Regions from separate parts of the Homo sapiens genome. Here region 2 is linked to region 1. A link is an interaction called in ENCODE POLR2A ChIA-PET data of the cell type or tissue named here. Cell type or tissue: A673. All regions are shown on one strand.

Region 1 (4,000 bases):
CTTGTCTCCAATGCATGAACTTTATTTAATTAACTAGTAGAGGATAAACCTGCTTCACTCAAAGATTATCTATCTATCTATCTATCTATCTATCTATCTATCTATCTACCTATCTATACACACACATATATATATACTCCCATCTCTCCGGCAGTTATTACCCAGGATAACTGATGCAAATTATGTAATATATAAACCATATATACATATATATAAAGTTATCTTTGAGTGAAGCAGAAGCAGGTTTATCCTCTACTAGTTAACTAAAGTTTATTATATATTATATATAAGGTTTATATATATATTATATATATTTAATTAGAGATATTTAAAAAGTCAGAAAAGGAACAGAGAAAATAGATAGCAGCCAAGGAATATTGATCAAAAATGCTGCCACAAAACATGAAAATTGAAATCACACATAGGCACGCATTTAAGAAATTTAATAAAACATCTGCCTCTGTTCTATAAAAAAGGCCCAAAGCAGAGATCCAAAGGCTCAAAGTGATGACCATTGTCCTAATTTTGATCTAAATGTCCTTAAGGAAATGGAAATCCTAGGGACCACTTGTAAGTCCCTTCACACTCCTCCATAGTTAAGTAGGGCAGTCACTTAAGTACGATTTGAGAGGTACCAAAAGCCAAACCTGACCCTCCAATTCTTCCTCCATTTGGCAACTTTGGCATTATTCTCTCTTTCTGCCTAACACAAGAAGAAATTAATGACTCTTCTGGTCAGATAAGCAGCTTCATATCAACATGACCAGGATATTCTCAAAATGGGTGCTTCCTGCAGAGAAAGAGTTGGGACCTATGTGGCTGCTTTGATGACCTGGTTTAAGCACATATCAGGTTATCAGTTGAGGTTTGTTGAACATTCCATAGAGCCTATCCATGAAGATGAGATATCCATCAGATGGACTGCTGTGCAGAGGATAACCTAGGAGTAACAGGCTGCAAGATGGTACTGAACAGGCTCAGTAATAGGACCTCAGAGGATTGGAAGAAGTATTTTTAGCCAGTTTTGGAAAAAAGATATTAAGAAAAAAATATTTTCTTGGGAAGGCAACACCTTCTGAATCTGTAAGTCCAAGTCTAAATATGGAACTCCATTAGAAATTACCTGTGTGGCTTGAAGCAAATTACTCAACCTCTGCATCTGCTGTAATTTTTTGCTTTCTGGTTACCGTAGGGAGATCTTTTTTTCCTTTCTTCCTGTCCTGTTGTCTACCTTTGCTGTTTGGTGATTTTCTGTAGTGAGAGTCTTTGATTCCTTTCTCTTCCTTTTTTTGTGTAAAATCATCGACACTCTGAAAGCTAGTTTTCCTCTCTGAAATGCATGAAATAATGTTTGAATTGTAGGTTTCTAGATATTGTAATTGAGATGATGTTGGGAAAGTACACAATACATTGGCTAGCACATAGTAGGCAGCTGATGACCTCTCAGGCTGCGATGCTCCACCCCATGGGCACTGTTCTCAAAGTGGATGGCCCTGGCTGCTGTGGAATGTGGAGGCCATGGGAAATCAATGAGAAGAGCTATTACTATTATGACTGTCTTCTCATTTTGCCTAGATGTAGCTCCACTCAGTCATGTATTGAACTAGCACAAGAAAATAAACTCTTTGATCCCTCCGTTTATTTTCTATCTCTTCATAGTCGGCAGTGGGATGCATGTGAAAAATGCCTATACTGATGGAAAAGGGTGCCTTGTGAAAGTCACTCTGTTTCCTTAACTGGTTTCAGAAGGCAAATCATTTAAGGATTTGCATCCTCAGTTTCTTCACCTGTCAAATGAGAGACTTTGACCAAATAGTCTTTAACGTTCTTTCCAGAATTCTTTGATTTACCACCTGGATCCCATTCAACACTTTAATCCTGGGACTGCCCACAGACAGGAAATCTTGTTCTCAAAATGACAATGAAATTCATTTAACATGAATTCCCAGGGGATAGGGGAAATGGGCCAGACTTTTCCTACAAGTTTGTGACATTTAGTCCTTAGCAAGTAAAGGAAGCTGTCAGACTAAGCTTAAAATATTCCCTTTCTCTGATAGTGTATTAATTAAACATGCTTAATCATTGCTGCAACAGCTTTGCAGAGAAAATTTAAGTACAGAGGACTCAGGGAACAAGCAGGTTATGGGAAAGTAGAAAAAAGTCAAGGGCATGTTTGAACCTCCTCCTTTCATTTCTTTTAATTTTAAGGGCTTGAGCAGTTGCTGAAAGGCCTTAGTGTGAGTAGATTGGAGTTCTGTCCTGTTGAAATATCACTCAACTCCCATCTCTCTGGCAGTTACTATCCAGGATAACTGACGCAAAGTGAGAACACACACGTAAGTCCCTTTCAAAGGAAAACCATCATATCTACTCCCACTTTCTTAACAGGTTTTCTAAGTCTTCAATAAGTTTGTGTTAGCTGGGAATGAATGTCTGAATTTAGGCTTCAGAAATGTTCCTCCCCTCCACCCCCAATCTGTATAATTACTGTTTTTTTCCTGAAGTCTTTCAAAATACTATAATTAACAGATTGGCAGATAACCCATATAACTGCAGTTAAGGCAAATATAGTATGCAGCTGTCTTTGCATTAAGTGATTAAATCAAATAGCATAGTTTTGAAGTACATTTATAAAGCATAAATTTACCTCCTGGCAAAACTGTCTTAAGTAACACACCCTACACCATCTGTTCACTCAGTATTAATACCATATTTCCCAGGACTATAGCTAGGGAGAGCAGAGCTACCAGCTGTGCAGAACCAAGAGGTGCTGAGAGATCCTTTGGAATACTCAGCAAGTTTTGGATCCTCTTAAGGATGCTCATAATAATCATGTATCTCAAACATACACACAAAACATCCATGCACACACACAGACACTCATGCATGCACACACACATATCATGCACATGCACAAACATGCATACGACCTCAAGATGCAGATGGTCTGTATTTTGATCTTTTGAAAGTGTGCTCACTTTTCATCAACAAGGCAATACACGGGTGTTACCTTAAGTGCATCTATTCAAGTACTTCTTTCATTAAAGTATTTGTTAGACAATAAGTCATTCAATTCCTCTATGTGTCAGATTAGGTACTAGGGATACAATTGTGAACAGGGATGGCGCTTGCTCTCCTGGAACTTACAGCCTAGCATAGACATCTTTCATTAATAGACTAATTACAACCAATAGTGATGTTTTAAAGACAGAATAGAAAACCACACAAGCCTAACCTCATTTAGGATTTATCAAATCCAAAGACATGAATAGTTTTCAACTCAAGAATATGTACAATAAGTGAAAGAAGTTCAGCCACTAAAAACTTATTCAGGACATGTCATGTCGGTGAACAAAACAAGAAAAGATGTTTACAATTTGATGAAGAAAACTGAAGCTAGTAGTAAAAGGACATGCTAGATACAATGATTCAGACTATTGTGCAGAGGTTCAGAAGTATCAAGCAAGTATTGAGAAATGGGAAGCCTGACATGTTTTCTGGAACAATCGTTATCAACTCTGGCTACACGTTAGAATCATTTGGGAAACCTTTTACAAATATTCATTGCCAGGTCTCACGGCAGACCAATTCCATTAGAAAATCTGCAAATGAAACTGGGGGCTTCTCTCTTTTTTTAAAGTTCTTGAGGTGATTTTAATGAGCCCTATCCTGTAAAGAGTGGGTTTTGAACTAGTCATCTAATGATGATATCATCTAGAGCTGCACTGTCCAATATATTAGCCACTAGCCACATGTGGCTATTTAAATTTAAATCAGTGAAAATTAAATGAAATGAGAATTCAGGTTCTCAGCCACCTAGCCCCATTTCTAGTGCTCACTAGTCACATGTGGCTAATGGTTGACATGTTGGAAAACACAGAACATTTCCATCTTTGCCGAAAACTCTGTTGGACAGTATTACTGTAGATGGATGAAGATGAGAAAAGTGGACAGTAATAGAAGTGAAGGCATGGCGGTGGGAAAGACATGAGCAGCAGTA
Region 2 (4,000 bases), 340 kb after region 1:
CGTTCACCCTACCATATCTCTCCACTACTGTCCACTCTTCATCAAATCTAGAATAAAAACACACAGGCTTAATAATTTCCTCAGGTCTTTGTTTTCTTGTGAAGCCTCCTGTGTCATGTAAAACTTATATTAAGTAAATTATCCTTTTATCTTGTATATCTGTTTTTTTTTCTTTTTGTTTTGTTTTGTTACAGGAGTGCCAGGCAATGAAACTAAGATGGGTAGAAGGAAGATATATTTTTTCTCCCATACAAATGTTTGGATAATAACAATTAGCTTAGGTTGAGTGGTAGCTGCCCTTTTAAAAGGGTGTTTCCCGATGCATTTCATTCATTTCTATTACCTACTGGTCCCTGTAGACATTTGACTCTTAATATGACTTGGTGGGGCTCAACACAACAAGGTTATTTGGGGACTTGTTTATTAAACATGAGTTGTTTTTTATATTCAAGTTTCCTATATAATACATTTTTAGGGACCAAGACCCACGCCTTACATATATTTGTAAACTCCTAGTACCTTATGCCCAGTAAGCTTGTAATATATTATTTGTTGAACGAATTGAAGCAATAAACAAATAAATAAAACCCTTGCCACATTCTATAAATTCTTTACTTAAGAAAGGGGTTTGATAGTCTATTTGATTAGTTGACTAAAGAAAGCAATTTAGAAAACCATATTTGTAGACAAATAAGAAAAGAGTGTTAGGGATCATGATGACTGAACAGGTCCTGCGTCATTGTAGAATTTCAGCAAAGTGGCTGATTTTTAAAGATGATTTATGAGATCTGGCCTGGCATTGCACTAAGAAACATTATTTGCTTACTAAAAATTTTGATGTCTTTTCTTCTGTCCTTTTTGCTAGTAGAAATGCACTTTACCATCTGTCAAGACAGTGACAAAAATGCTGAAAACCTCATGATAGAGCCATCGCTTTTGAAAAATGCTAGTAGTTATGTCAAGCTGGGACAGTGAAATTTTGGAAACTATTAACAGAGGTCGTTTTCAATTTCCATATTTAATTTTGTAAAGAAAGAAACTATAGTATCATTTTAGCTTTCTCCACAACATTACCTAAAATTTTAGTTGCTGTTAGTGAGGAAAGAAAACAGCTGGGATAACAAGTGAAATAACTTTTGTTGGAAGAAAATTTCAGAAAGTAACTACTACTTGTGGTATGTTCTATGAACACTCATAACTACCAAAAGATAGGCTAGAATTTAAAACACATTCACGTTTCTTACATATATTAAACGTATTTATATGTGTGGAATGATAAGGTGGAGAAATCTAGATGTATGCATAAGAGCTGTAAAGTTGGGGTTGCCATTTTTTTTTTTGAAATGGGGTCTCACTATGTTGCCCAGGCTGGCCGTCAACTGCTGGGCTCAAGTGATCCTCCCACCTCGGCCTTGTAAAGTGCTTGGATTACAGGTATGAGCCCAGGGTTGCCATTTTAACAAGGATTTCCTAGTTAAACAATTTCTTTCCTTTAATTATCCATAACCTGTCAGCCTTGTGGAAATGTGAAATGGGAGTGGCAGAGTATCTAACACAGAACTGTGCTGATAAAGTCAGTATTACCTTGGTCTCATAGTATGAACTTTGGAACTACATTATGTATCATTTAATGATGAGAATATGTTCTGAGAAATGCATCTTTAGGCAATTTTGTCATCAAGTGAATATCATAGACTGTACTTACACAAATCTAGAGGGTCTAGTCTACTATACACCTAAGCTATATGATAAAGCCAAGTGCTCCTACGCTACAGACCTGTATTGCACGTTACTCTACTGAATACTGTAGGCAGCTGTGTATTTAAACATAGAAAACGCACAGTAAAAATACAGTATAAAATATTTGTAAAACAGTACACCTGTAAAGGCACTTAGCATGAATGAAGCCTTACAGGACTAAAAGTTGCTCTGAGTGAGTGACTGGTGAATGTGAAGTGAATGTGAAGTCTTAGTATATTACTGTATGCTACTGTAGACTTTCTAAATATTGTATGCTTAGGCTACACGAAATTTAAAAAAAATTTATTTCTCAATAGTAAATTAACCTTAGCTAACTATAACTTTAATTAATTAATTTTTCAATTTTTAAAAATTATTTAGACTTTTGTAATAATATTTATCTTAAGACACAAATATTTTTATAAAAGCACAAACATCTTTTTTCCTTTTATCCTTATTCTATAAAACTTTTACTATTTTTAAAATATTTAAGTTTTTTTTTTTTTTTACTTTTAAGCTTTTGTGTTAAAACCTAAGACACAAACACACACATTAGCCTAGGCACACAGGGTCAGGATCATCAATATCACTGCCTTCTACCTCCATATCTTGTCCCACTGGAAGTTCTTTAGGGCAATAACACATATGGAGCTGTTAGTCACCTCCTATGATAACACTGCCTTCTTCTGAGGCTGTTTTGCTGTTAACCTTTTTTTTATATAAGTAGGAGTACCTTCCAAAATAATGACAAAAAGTATAGTATAATCAATACATAAACCAATAACATAGTTGTTTATTATCGTCAAGTATTATATACTGTATATAATTATATGTGCTATATTTTTATATGGCTGGCAGCACAGTAGATTTGTTTACACAAGTATCACCACAAACACGTGAATAATGTGTTGTACTAAGACCTTAAGAGGTCTATGATGTCACTAGGCCATAGGAATTTTTCAGTTCTATTATAATCATGTGGGGCCATCATGGTATATGCCATCTGTCATTGACCAAAACGTTCTTATGTGGTGCATGACTTTATATAATTTGGGCATACATATTTCCCTCTGAATAAAATCTCTGCTACTTGATGTTACTTGGCCTCTCTGAGCTCCATTTTATCTATAACATTAGAATAAATGTACTTAGAAATGAACTTCAGCATGATTGAGAGGTATATATAAAATGATGGAGGCCGGGCGCGGTGGCTCACGCCTGTAATCCCAGCACTTTGGGAGGCCAAGGCGGGCGGGTCACGAGATCAAGAGATCGAGACCACGGTGAAACCCCGTCTCTACTAAAAATACAACAAATTAGCCGGGCATGGTGGTGGGCGCCTGTAGTCCCAGCTACTGGGGAGGCTGAGGCAGGAGAACGGCGTGAACCCGGGAGGCGGAGCTTGCAGTGAGCCGAGATCGCGCCACTGCACTCCAGCCTGGGTGACAGAGCGAGACTCCATCTCAAAAAAAAAAAAAAAAGATGGACTTAGTGTACCCCCAAACCCCTATCCATCCCCCTCAAGGTTTTTGGAGGTTTTATACTTCCTCCACCCTCCTCTTTTCAAAATCTGTTTAAGGGGACGGATTCTAGTAAGATCACTCATACTTAGATGCAAATAAGACTTCAAGAGTCACCTGCCTAAGCATGTGTTTACCAGGTGTCAAAGGTTTTAAATCAAAAGAATGAATCTTTAACTGTGGAATTTTAGGAATTAATTACTTATTGGGGGAGATATTTATTTGTTCAGATATTCAATTCCCTATGCTTTTGTGTTCCAACCATAGAAGTGGTAAGCAGTCTGCTAGCTAGACTAGCCAGCAACCAACTGGACAAGGTGAATACTAAGGAATATTAAAAAGGGATACTTTTCTACGTAGTCATGTTTTTATTTAAATACACACACACACACACGCACACACACATACACACCACACACACACGCAGGTTTCTTGTTTCATCTATGGCTACCTAATATGGATTGCTAGAGGTTTATTTTATAGCTGAGAAAAATGAGGCTTAGGTGACATACATCAAAACGTGGGGGAAACAGATCCAAACCCAAGTAGTCTATTGAAGTAAAAAAAAAAGCAGCTTAAAATATTTAAACTTTAAGACCAGATGAAATTCCCATTTCTTGACCCCTCCTACTGTCTCTAATAGTTATTATTGTCACCAGATTCTCAGTTTCTTCTTTGTGCTGGATACTTTAAATGTATTATAAATTGCATAATGTCCAATCCTTCACAACATAGTTTAA

Evidence for each region. ChIA-PET counts read pairs that join two places held together with the same protein. Peaks named below come from ENCODE experiments on the same cell type or tissue, not always from the same donor. Only the 100,000 strongest peaks of a DNase experiment are listed, where the experiment ranks them.
Region 2: POLR2A ChIA-PET joins it to region 1 with 5 read pairs; 2 of 35 experiments call an interaction of 5 or more read pairs at or near these places.

The regions. Positions count from the first base shown.
Region 1 is chr9:13,062,798-13,066,797 of GRCh38, reverse strand. No RefSeq gene overlaps it. Among named protein-coding and RNA genes, the nearest start is that of SNORD137, 92 kb to the right of the region's middle. In A673, no CTCF peak of the experiment used is centred here; a DNase peak (open chromatin) is centred at 1,937; H3K27me3 peaks cover 234 bases.
Region 2 is chr9:12,724,529-12,728,528 of GRCh38, reverse strand. All of the region lies in intron 3 of LURAP1L-AS1 (LURAP1L antisense RNA 1), which reads left to right. Among named protein-coding and RNA genes, the nearest start is that of TYRP1, 33 kb to the right of the region's middle. In A673, no CTCF peak of the experiment used is centred here; no DNase peak of the experiment used is centred here.